2 separate regions of the Mus musculus genome follow, and region 2 is linked to region 1. The links are chromatin contacts, found by Hi-C or POLR2A ChIA-PET in ENCODE. All regions are on one chromosome and are shown on one strand. Each heading gives the region's core, a stretch centred on a gene start or an enhancer-like site at or near the end of the contact. The rest is flanking DNA. Distances are from core to core; before and after follow the strand shown.

Region 1 (6,624 bases), core at 2,613-5,112:
CTAGAAGGCAGAAATGGAGAACCACTCCAAGAATACAGCTTCAGTTAAGAAGAGATAGCTGGTGGGCCTCTTGGTAAAAGGTTGGACAGTTGGAACCAATAGTGAAAGAAGAGGAGGAGAAACAGTGGATACCTGCCCAGGTTGCCCAGGCTAGCACCCCCCTATGGATTTCTAGCAAGCAGTCATCAGGCCTGTACGGTCCTGTACCCAACTTTTCAAGCTCCCAGCTGTATTCCTCCTCCGTCGAAAGGGTATGGCTACTTGTTTTCCCGTTTATATCCCTGTGAGATGCAAAGTCTTCCCCTTGACATATGCTAGCACTGCCTTCATTCTTGATAGGGATAAGAAAATAACTTCCTTTCCTTGAACCTCCACCCATCAAAAACATAAGTTGTCTTGGCAACAAGGATGGGATGTCCATGAGATCTAGTCCTTAAGTATATTAAACTAGGTATTGCCAAAAAAAAAAAAAAATCAACAACAAAAACCCAGTGCTTCTCAGGCTAACCTTGTGCAGTCAGCTTCCGGTGTGAGGTCCTGTGCGCCGGCAGGCCAACCTGGCCTGGTGTATAACCCTTTGCCTTTGCTCCTGCACAGGCCGTCTGTAACTGCTTGCCCAAGTACACTGGAGATGGAAAGGTCTGCACACTCATCAACGTCTGCTTAACTGTGAGTATGCTTCCAGGCTGTAGCCTCGGAGCCTTCTCCCACCATCTAAGGGATACAGAGGCCAGGTGCTCTCCCCTTGAATCTCAGAGCTGGGTAATAGGCTCACTTTTCCTCTTGTGTGCCATGGTCATATTGGGAAGGATGGAGAGAACAGAGTCTCTCCACAACCTGTCCCTTTGGCTACAAGATTCAGAAGGGACCTAAGTGCACAGAGTTGCTCTGGCATTCATCTGATGCAAGCGTCCTAAAGCAAGCTGGATTCATTTCCTAAAGTATGGGAGGGGCTATAAAGCATTCGTGAGTCAACTAACAAGCCTTAGGATTTTGTCAAAATCTGGTTCCTAGCCGGAAGTGGTGGCGCACGCCTTTACTTCCAGCACTTGGGAGGCAGAGGCAAGCGGATTTCTGAGTTTGAGGCCAGCCTGGTCTACAAAGTGAGTTCCACAACAGCCAAGGCTACAGAGAAACCATGTCTCGAAAAACCAAAAAAAAAAAAAAAAAAAAAAAAAAAAAAAAAAATCTGGTTCCTTAGCCAGTGACTGGGTATGCTGCCCGAGTATGGTTTTTGTTTATTCTTTATGTACCTAATGAGGAAGAAAGTCAGTTCAAACATGGACAAACAACAAGAAATTATGCTGTGGAAAAGGAGATGCTGCAGAGACAGCAAGATCAATCAGTGAGCAGGAGTGAGAGGGGTGGGGTGAACAAGGGGAGCATGGGAGTCTTAGGGATAAGAAACTACCGAGAGGAGGCTTAAATAATGGACACATCATTATACACTTGTCAAGCCCCACAGAATGTACACCAGCAGGAGTGGGACAGCATGCAAGCTATGGACTTTAACACCAGTGCCTCAGTCCCAGCAAGTGCAAGGCCTTAGTGATGGGGGAAACCAGGGAGTGGCAGAGTCTCTACAGGAAAGTCTGCACTTTCCACTCTGCTTTCCTGTAAGCCTAAAACAGCTCTTAAAGATTAATTAGTTAAACAAACAAGCAAACAAAACCCTGCAACATTCATATGAAAACAACTGTCCGTTCTTCACCCGTCTTTCACGCAGAACACACATGCACGCATGCACACGCCTGAACATAGCTTCTACTACCCAGACTTGATATATCTTCCCTGAGTAAGCTATCTTCCATGATATTAAGGAGAATGTGCCCAAGAGAGCACACAATTAGTCTAAAAGGTCCTACTTATCTCAGATATGTTATCTTGTATCAGTAAGCATCTAGAGAGATTCCAGGATCCAGGAACACGAATGTCATGACCTCATGGCAGTCCTGTTACGAGCAGCCTGCATCCCTCCCCAAAATATATCTGCTGATTCTCCCATGACTTCTTTTTCTTTTCTTTTTTTTAAAATATTTTTATTATGTATTTTCTTCAATTACATTTCCAATGCTATCCCAAAAGTCCCCCATACCCTCCCCCCCACTTCCCTACCCACCGATTCCCATTTTTTTGGCCCTGGTGTTCCCCTGTGCTGGGGCATATAAAGTTTGTGTGTCCAATGGGCCTCTCTTTCCAGTGATGGCCGACTAGGCCATCTTTTGATACATATGCAGCTACAGTCAAGAGCTCCGGGGTACTGGTTAGTCCATAATGTTGTTCCACCTATAGGGTTGCAGATCCCTAAAGGGTACTTTCTCTAGCTCCTCCATTGGGAGCCCTGTGATACATCCATTAGCTGACTGTGAGCATCCACTTCTGTGTTTGCCAGGCCCCGGCATAGTCTCACAAGAGACAGCTATATGGATCTATGCTGTACCAAACAAGCAGGATCTCACTAAGTCTGAAACTGGATAAACTATCTACTGCTGCTCAACCTATCCCAGGCCCAGGCCTCCAGTGGAGTATGCCTGATGCCCTGGCATGTCACATCTGGGACACTGGGGTCATCCAGGCCTCTGACAACCTGGATCAACATGACATTTATACACACTGATGATTTCTCTCATTCAATTCTTCTGCTCCCCAATGAGACAAGGACTAATTACCCCCAACTTGCTGATGAAAAGACTAGCAGTGAATTGTTTTCCAAGGCATTTTAGTTTCATTTCCTATTGCATGATAAAATTACCCTAACACAGCAAACTAGGGCAAAGGGGGTTTATCTGGGTCACAGTTCCAGGTCACAGTCCACCACTGCAGAGAAGTCACAGTGGTGGGAGCTTGAGAGAACTGGTGACATTATATCCACAGCCAAGATCAGAAAGTAATGAATTAATGCATGGTCTCCATTGCTGAGTCTAGATTGACAGTTCAAACTCACCATCAGAATAGGGCTGCTGTAAAATGTAACCATAGGCTAGGTACAAAATTTTATATGTGATTCTTGAATCATAAATCTAAAAGCAGTGTCAGCGAGGATGTTTCTGAAGGCTCTGGGGCAGCCTCCTTGCCTCTTGCAGCTGCTAGTGACTCTGGTATTCCTGGCTGTAGCTGCAAACTACAGTTTATGTCTGTGTCTGTGTCTGTGTGTCTGTGTGTCTGTGTGTCTGTGTATCTGTGTGTCTATGTCTGTCTCTCCCTCTCTCTTTCTCTCTTTCTCACCCTCCCTCTCTCCTTCCACCTTTTGTTCTTATACAGACACCTGTGAGTTTAAAAACCTCATCTCAAGACCCTTAATGACATCTACGAAGATCCTTTTCTAAAGAAAGTCACAATCACAGACAGGTACCTAGGGCTTAAGGACTTAGCCATGTTTGGAGTGGATACAATCTTTCCTGCCTCTGGCTGGCAGGAAAAAAAGATCCTTATCTGAGATCACAGAACTAGAATAAGACAAAACCAGAGCTCGAACCCACAGCTGTCTAACTCTAGGCCTCACTGTAGACCAAGCACCTTGATGCACTGTTTTACGTGTGCACTCCCAGTGGATGCTGGGAGAACCAAATTGACCACTGTAGTTGAACCCTCCCTCACCGAGCAGCTCTCTTTGCCTCCTTGTTTTTGTCTGGCCAGCTCAGGAGAACAGTGATCATAAGGACAATAAAGAAGCTAGGACACAGAGGCAGCTGGGATGTGGGGCTGTTGTTATGAGAATGGCAGCCTAGCCGGCTCTATTTGATAGTGGTTCTGTGTTGTTTTGGCCAAAGACTTAGGACATAGCTGCCAGGGAGGCCCAGAGGCCATTTGCTGCCCTCTTGCAAGCTAATGTTCAGGAATTAGCTCTCAATTCCAAAGTCATTAGGGGCGGAACAGGGAACCCAGCAGGAAGCTGGAAGACTTGGTGCCTCTCTAATGAATGCCATCTCCGGAGCCTCAGATCCCTGATGCTCTGAGTAGTGCCAGCCAGTGTTGGCTGTGTAAGAAGAACAGAAATTTTAATGTGGATTTTTTTTCAGTTTTTAAATGATGGTAATCACTCAGAGGAGAAGGCAAAAACTCTTTAAACATCAGGATAAGCAAACAAAATAGTTGTGGAGCTGCCCAAGGATCATGTGTTTCTCCCCAAGTGCCAAGAGCCAGGCAGTGGGCCCATCTGAGAGGTCGTTCCAAAACAGTCTCTGTCCCTCTAGTGCTGCTGCAACAGAATCCTCAGTAACTGAACAGAAATTTAATTCTCATACTCTAGAAGCCAAGGTCAGGATGCCAGCTTGTGGTACATGCCTTCTTGGTGTGTCATGACAGGCTGAGTGAGCGAAAATGAGGGAAAGGGAGAGAGAGAGAGAGAGAGAGGGAGAGGGAGAGGGAGAGGGAGAGGGAGAGGGAGAGGGAGAGGGAGAGGGAGAGGGAGAGGGAGAGGGAGAGGGAGAGGGAGAGAGAGAGAGAGAGAGAGAGAGAGAGAGAGAGAGAGAGAGAGAACCTCGATGCCAGTTTCAAGAGTAGAGAGCACTAGGTGAGGGCAGGAAGGAGTGGGTCAGAGAACAAGTATCCAGAACCACACGGAGTGAGTGCCCTCATGGTGGGGGGGGGGGGATAACCCACAGCCCCTAGACCTCTGGAGTTGACAGAAATCAAGAGGGCTGTGACAAGACCAGACTCTTCTGTATGGTCTTGGAGTTTGCTGGGTATTGCAGCTATCAAAGTTCAGGTTCATTGGCTGGAAGCTTAGGAGCTTGCTTTTCTAAGCAGCAAACAGAACTTTATCCTCTTGGGGTAGGATTCTAGGATGCTGACAAGCATTTTACTCAGAACGTATTTTGGAAAAGAGTCTAGGAGACAGGAAGATCTCGCAGCAGGCATTAAGCCTGTCTGATGGCTCCTCTGCTCCTGGATAGATCTGCTTTTCCTGGCTCCGAGTTCCTTCCTCACTGGAGGCTGCTCAGGAGCAGAGGCTGTGGAGATGCCGCCATGGCAGCTCACTTGAGCTGTGTTTGTATTTTAGCCTGCTCTTCCACGGCTCATGAGCTCTTGAGCACAAGGCAATAGGTTCCATTTCCTAGTGGCTTTCTGTCATCTTTCCTATGACCAAATCAGAGTTCGGCCTAAATATGGGAACTGTCAACCATGCAGAGTGCTTATCCACGGAGGGCTAGAGATCTGGTTATACAAGCCTGCTGTCTCGTGAGAGAAGGTTGCATACATAATGACCCACAACCAAGGGGCTGTAAGGCAAGTCCGAAAAAGGCAAGGAAGACTGGTCAAAGTTGGGGAGTAAGACAAAATGTGTGTGCATTTATGCGCATGCACATGCCTGTGTGTGTGTGTGTGTGTGTGTGTGTGTGTGTGTTACTAGGGATTTAGCACAGCCTTTGCACAGGACAAATAAGTATTCTACCACTGAACTGTAATATTCAATGAATTTCAGCACAAAATTGCTTAGCAAAAATTGACTAACTTCCTACTCTGACCAAATCCCTCCTCCACTTCTTGGCAACTTTACCAGAATAACGGCGGCTGCAGTCCATTTGCCTTCTGCAATCACACAGAACAAGATCAAAGGACATGTACCTGCAAGCCAGACTACACGGGTGATGGAATCGTCTGCCGTGGCAGCATCCATTCGGTAATGACAAGTCTCCAGGAAGTCAACTCCACTTCCCAAACTGCTGAGAATCCCAGTTGCGGGGGACTTGCAAATAAATCAGTTGCAATGAAAAGAACTTTGCCCAGGGAAATTCCTACGGCCTGGGGAGGGTGTCACAGTTAGGACTGGCCTAGCTCTAGAGTCAGAAACATCTGCGTTTGAAATTGAACTCTGCCCAGGAGTGGCACTGTGACACGGAGTGATGTCACTTTTCCTCCTTGGTATTTTTTATAAAGTTTTTTTTTAATTTATTAGTGGAGGGGGTGCTGAATGTTGGTAAATGTGTTTGGAAGTCAGAGGACAGTTTTATGAAGTCAATTCTCTCCTTTACGGGGGTTGTTCCTTGGCAAGGGTTTGACCCTCTTAGACCTCCCCTTGTCTGTGATGTCACTTTCCTATGCATCACTCTGGGTCTGGAAAACAATAAGGACACCAACTCTATCCAAGTTATTACAAAATTAAATATGGTGATAGATGTCAGGAGCACAGAGCATGTAAGATTACAGAGCATTGCCGTGCTTTGGGTTGGTGTGTGAAGGGACCTTTATGGTATGAGTGGTATACAGAATGAGATGACTGTGGGTCATGTATGTGTTGTAATGTAAGTGTGGATATAAGGTGTGTAGAGTGACATGCATATACAGAGCATGGTGACTATGACATACTATGTGTGGTGTGTGGATGTGTGGAATGGTATATGGATGGTGTGTTTGTAGTGTGTAATATATGTATCGTATATGTATGTGGTATACAGTGGATATGAGTGGTATGTATGGCATGTGTGTGTTTGTGTGTGTGTGTGGCATATGAGGTATATGTGTGTATGATATATGGTGTGTATGTCTGTGTGTATGGCATGTTTGTGGTATATGGTGTGTATAGTGTATTGTGTGTGTATGTGTAGTATATGGGGTGTGTCTATGTATGGAATATGGTGTAGTGTATGTGGTGTATGGTGTATATAATATATGGTATGGGGT
Region 2 (6,011 bases), core at 3,210-5,709, 95 kb before region 1:
GAACTGGAGCTTTAGTGAGAAAGAAGGTTGGTGTGACTCAGTTTGGGGGCAGAAAGTGTATATGCACCACATTTTCTTTATCCATCCATGTGTTGATGGACAGCTAGGCTGGTTCCACTTCCTCACTATAGAGTGAAGCTGCAGGAAACACAGATATGCAAGTGTCTATGTGATAGGACATGGAGTCATTTGGGACCATGCCTGGGAGGGGTATAGCTGGGCTTTGTGGTACATCTAGCAGATGGTTTTGGTTTTGGTTTTCAAGAAAATCTATAAGCACATATAGACATTCGGCCCCATAAGTTCTTTGCCATGTTTTGTAACATATTTCACCTACAGCAGAGGGAGGCATCCTGTTCTGATCCACAGGTTGTTCTGTTGTTGTTTGTTTTTAACTTATTCACTTCACATCCAGCTCACTACCCCCTCCTGGTCATCCCCTCCCATAACCCCTCCCCCATCCCCTCTTCACCTTCTCCTCTGAGTGGTGGGGGACCCCTCTTGGAATTCCCTCACCCTGGCTCTTCAAGTCTATGAGGCTAGGCACATCCTCTCCCTCTAAAGCCAGACAAGGCAGCCCAGCTAGAACATATCCCACAGACAGCAACTTTTGCGATAGCTTCCAGCTCCAATTGTCCAGGTCCCACATGAAGACCAAGCTGCACATCTGCTACATATGTTCGGAGAGGCCTAGGTCCAGCCCGTATATGTTCTTTGGTTGGTGGTTCAGACTCTAATAGCCCCAAGGGTCCAGATTAATTGGCTCTGTAGGTCTTTCTGTGAAGTTCCTATTCCCTTCGGGACCCTCAATTCCTCCCCCTATTCTTCCAAGAGTCCCCAAGCTCCATCCATTATTTGGCTGTGGGTCTCTACATCTGAGTCAACTGCTGGGTGGAGCCTCTCAGAGGACATCCATGCTAGGCTCCTGTCTGCAAGAATAGCAGAGTATCATTAATACTCTGCCAGGGACTGGTGCTTGCCCATGATAAGAGTCTCAAATTTGACCAGTTATTGGGTGTCCATTCCCTCAGTCTCTGTTTTATCCCCCACACCTGCATTTCTTGTAGACAGGATAAATTTTGGGTAGAAAGTTCTGTGGGTGGGTTGGTGTCCCTATTGCTCTGGTGGGATTCCTGCATGACTACAGGAGGTTGTCTCTTCAGGTTCCATGTCCCCAATGTTGTGAGTCACAGCTAAGGTGCCCATTGATTCTTGGGCACCTCCCTTATCCCAGGTCTCTGTCTCTTCCTGGGGATGCCCCCAATCTCCCTGCCCCTTTCAAGTGCAGATTTTCATCCATTATCATGGCCATCTGGCCTTCTCTCCAGTTCCTCCCCACACCTGATCCTGAGCACCCCACACACACATTCCTCTCCTCATCCCCCCAACCCAGTTCCCTTCCTCCATCTGCCTCTTACGACTATTTTATATCCCCTTCGAAGCGGAGTTCAATCATCTTTGCTTGGGCCTTCCTTTTTGTTCAGCATCTTTGGAGCTGTGGGGTGTAGAATGGGTATCCTGTATTTTGTGGCTAACATCCACTTACCACTGAGTACATACCATTCGTGCATGTCCTTTGGGGAACTGGGTTACCTCACTCAGGATGATATTCTCAAGTTGCACCCATGGGCTTGTTGAAGGCAAGAGTTAATTGGACTTTCTCTCTAGCAGCTTGTATAATGCTGACCGCCAACACAGCTGTTATGAGCCAGATGAATAAATGTGTGTACAAATGAATGAATGAATGACCCCCACTCTCCTGGCCTAGAAGCACAGTTTCATGGGGTAGCAGATAAAAGGGTTAGAGCCAAGGCTTAGACCCAGGCAGAGCTCTTGCTCAAGGGTCGCTAGCTGCAACAACTAGATAAATGTGTAAAACGTGGTCTCTGTGCATTTCTTACCTATAAAAGCAAATAATATCGCCATCTCTAGGGAGTGTCTCACGAAACAGAGCCTGATGATTGTTAGGCTGCCATTGTTATTCTTGTTATCAGTTTCTCCTGATCCTAAATGTTCCTCTACGCTCGGTTCCACAAAGACTCTTCCACAGAAGTATTAGCAGAAGCAAATTGAAACCACATCTTGGTATTCCGCGTGTTTTTTTTTTTTTAACATTCACACTGCTTTAAGGGATAGCAACTAAAATATAACCCACTGAGTAGAAATGGCCTGTTCGTATCGCCTTCTACATGGCTCCTTCCCTACCACAGTCAAACAGAAATGAAACTATACAAACTAGGTAAATACTGAAGTGGGAAAGGGGGAAGCGAGAACCCAGCACCCCAGAAAATCTGAGTGGTTGTGTGGGAATGAAAAGCTAGGGTGAAAACAAGCCTTGTAACCTCCATACTGCACATTGGTGGCTGATAAACACAAACATGGCAGAACTCCAAACATTGCCAAGTGAAAGAGGATGTGCTTCATGTCTGTGCCCCGGAGAAAGCAAAGGCAAAACGGATGAAGACAGTTCAGACCCCAGTTGTTTCTAATAAATGAAATTTTATACATGTATTTATTTAAATGGATAGAATGTATTATTTATTCTTACTACATTTGTTTAAAACTTAGCATGTGCATTTATGTGTGTGTGCATGCCACAGTACATACGTGGAGGTCAGAGGACAAACTGCTGGGGTCAGTTCTCTCCGTCTGGGGAAATGAACTCAGGTCGTCAGGCTTTACCTCAAGCACCTTATCCTGCTGAGCCATCTTGCTGACCCCAAACTCTATTGTTAAGAGAATTAAGCCTAAAAAAGAGACCCAGGAAAAAGTTCTTCAAGCTCTGGATCTCATAGAACTCCCTGTGATGTTTTCCATGTGTACTGTCCAGCCTAGCATCCATGGGCCACATGTGGCCCCTGAGCTCCTGAAACGGAGCTAAAACATCTGAGGAACTGAATTTTAAACTTTAGTTCACTACTGAATTTAAATAGTAACAGCCAAATGTGGCCAGTGAGTCTCATATTGGACAGAACACCTTCATGCATCATGGATAAGAGAGAGGCCAGTGAATTCAGACTAGCCTGAGTCTCGAACCATCGTCAAATGCTGTGTGACTTAGGTAGCCTTCCTCATTATGAAACAGGACTGTTATCTACTTCCTGGGGGTGACAACACAGTCAGGCTCTTAGTGTATCCATGGAAGCATGGGCAAGACCCAAGGATTCAGAAACTCTTCCAGCCAGGTGCCTTCTAGGTACTGGTCTTGTCTCATCCACTACAGTGCTGGTCCAGCAGGTGGCGCTCCTATATATTGGGTGTCATCTATTCCTTTTAAGATTTATTTATTTGTTTGTTTATTTATTTATTTATTTATTTATTTATTTATTTAATATGTATGAGCACACTGTAGCTGTCTTCAGACACACCAGAAGAGGGCATCGGATCTCATTACAGATGAGTTGTGAGCCACCATGTGGTTGCTGGGATTTGAACTCAGGACCTCTGGAAGAGCCAGCCAGTGCTCTTAACCGCTGAGCCATCTCTGCAGCCTGGTATCATCTATTTTTAATGCTGACTTTTCCCTGCTGCCAGGATGTTCCCTTACCAGGCTGTTTATAGGTTAGAGATGATTCAGAGCTACGTCAGCCAGTCAGTCGGTAGCTTTCATCTTTGCTGCCAGGGCCAGAGCTACTCAGCATCTTGTTCTCATGGAGAGCCCAATGCAAAACCCACTTTCTCTATGTAACCCCCTAAATCAACCCACATCCACATATTGTTGATGACACCCTACTGTGCCTGGCAGGGTACAAAAAGGTTTCCCACCCATAATCTCAAATCCTCAGTATGCCTTGTTGAGCTAACACCAGCAGGTAACACTAGGCTGTGTGCCCATTATAGAGGCAGAGGGTTTAACCGAGGTGTCTGACCTCTGGTGAGCATGCACCAGGCATTAGACACAAAACAGGTGATGTGCTTCTCTGAGTGATCAATGAAGTCCCTACTCCAAGGAGCAGGAAATATGATGAATGATCGTGCTGTGCTGTGCCTGGCCTTTACAGGATTCTATAAGGACACATAAGAGAGAGAAGCTCTAGGGGGCTACGCATCATCCCTGTGGCTGAAATGGCCACGGTTTTAGCTATTTTAAAAGTCACACCACCCAAGTTTCACATTTCTCTAGAGGTCTGCCAAGACCAATTCACATTGCACCAAGGTCTTTAGGTGACCAGCTGGGAATCCCTTGGCCCCTTGCTTCTCCTTCCCAAGGACACGTTCTTGACAGTGTCATGGGCTCCAGAGGCTGTCTGTGCCTGCCAGTTAACCCAGTGCAGAATGATGGGACACAGCAGGAAGCCGATGCCAGAGCGGTTGGGGCTCACAGCACACAGCCTGGAGAGCAAGCTTAACAAGTACAGCGCTGGCTAGCACGTGGGACCATTCAGTCTTCCCACTAGACCCCACCCCCATGTCACCGCCATCTCCCACTGGCTACATGGAAGTGCAGAACACTAGTCATCACCTAGTCCTAAGGGTCTGGCTTCTCTGCCAATCTGTGACCTCCTTAAAGTGAGATATTATTACTAGTCACCTGTGTTTGCATGCCTCATGCCTGCTGCTGCTGGGCAGAAACTGGGTGAATATTGTTCAATTGAATTGACTGGCATCTTTTTATTAAAATCTACATAAGAATGCTCTCTGCTGAGATCCCAACTCACTCCAGTCAGTTCTATACTTAGCTTGAGATTTCTCCAGAGCTTGGCTCTTCCAAGCGCTGCAGCCATCGGTAGACGCTAACGTGCTTCGCTAAAACAGGGAAAAAAAATCCACCACCACCACAAACAAAAACCAGGATTTAAAGATGGCTGTGACAAATCAAGTGCTTCAGCTCTGTGAGTAAGCACTTGCTAGTTAGCTCCCAATTTTTCCATTGGTAAAGTGGGATTAATAATGTCTCACCTGTATCATGTCGCATTAAACCTCAAAATGCCCGAGAGAACAAGTGGCCAGTAAAGGCAAGCACAGGTCCAGTCTTGGGCAAGGAGAGGAAGGGACATACCTCAGAGGCAAAAGTGAACAAGAAAAGAAATAGCTCAATCAAGATAAATGCGCGTATTAGCTTTTGGGGGCCAATGTAACAAGGCAGCTCAAACTGGGCAACTCGTTCTGAAAGCTGAAAGTTCAGAGTCAAGAACTTTTACTCCTTTTAGAATTTTTCCATCCCTGCTGGAGCCCAGAGGAGCAGAGAGTCTGCTTTGGGACTCCTGGGATGGCACCATAGAAGTGAAATGTCCTTGAAGGATGAGGGGGACCTCACATGCCACACCAAAGGGATGTAGAGAAGCCAACGCACAGGGTGCATGGGCGCTGGACACACAGGGTGCATGAGGATACACTGTGCATGAGGACACACTGTGTGCATGAGGACACACTGTGTGCATGAAGACACAGGGTGCATGAGGACACACTGTGCACGAGTGCAGGACACACTGTGTTCGTGGGTGCTGGACTCACAGGGTGCATGAGTGTTGGACACACAGGATACATGTGTGAGGGATGAGGGCTGAGTTCAGGATGAACGTGTTCCTTCCCCCTGCAGTGGTCTTCATGAAGCCTGTGCCCACCCCACCTCTTCCTGGCCTGCTCCCATTGATGCATAGGGTGGTAACATTTATCACACTGTGCTGTGATTAGCTATTTCCTTCCATGAGCTCTTTGAGGTTGGAAACTTGACTACTACAGTATTCTGAGTTTGCTGGCTACATTACAAAGATGAATGGGAACAAACAGGAGTCATCTTATACACATAGAAAACAAATGTGCAAAAATACAAGAGTGGATGGGCTGGCAACCAGCTGGAGACAGTGCACTAGAATGCTTCAGCAACAGTGGCTTCTAGAGGAAGACTGGAAAGGACCTGAACAGGAATAGGGACAGTGAGGCAACAAATAGGATGTCCAGGACGGAGATTGCTCTGATTGCCCAGGTGGGTCCAGCATGGGTGGAGGAGGTAACCATAGAGACAGCAGCATGAGAGGAAGTTGGCACTTCACATGAAAGTGGAGAAAAGG

Evidence for each region. Hi-C counts contacts between places; a loop is a spot of excess contacts on that map. ChIA-PET counts read pairs that join two places held with the same protein, here RNA polymerase II (POLR2A).
Region 2: a loop to region 1 is called in a map of gastrocnemius, with 2.5 times the contacts of the local background. The contact joins two enhancer-like sites. A Hi-C loop is called at or near these places in 1 of 37 maps with a recorded cell type or tissue (gastrocnemius). POLR2A ChIA-PET finds 5 or more read pairs at or near these places in 1 of 5 experiments (embryonic stem cell).

What each region holds. Positions count from the first base shown.
Region 1 is chr10:86,877,829-86,884,452 of GRCm38, reverse strand. It overlaps Stab2 (stabilin 2), which reads left to right. Exons shown (of 69, transcript NM_138673.3): 44 at 598-669; 45 at 5,504-5,623. Among named protein-coding and RNA genes, the nearest start is that of Gm16271, 91 kb to the left of the region's middle. Within about 2 kb of position 3,862, at least 1 of the 3 ENCODE cell types and tissues checked has a DNase peak (open chromatin) inside an H3K27ac peak, as active enhancers do.
Region 2 is chr10:86,973,768-86,979,778 of GRCm38, reverse strand. All of the region lies in intron 5 of Stab2 (stabilin 2), which reads left to right. All of the region lies in intron 1 of Gm16271 (predicted gene 16271), which reads right to left. Among named protein-coding and RNA genes, the nearest start is that of Gm16271, 4.6 kb to the right of the region's middle. Within about 2 kb of position 4,459, at least 1 of the 3 ENCODE cell types and tissues checked has a DNase peak (open chromatin) inside an H3K27ac peak, as active enhancers do.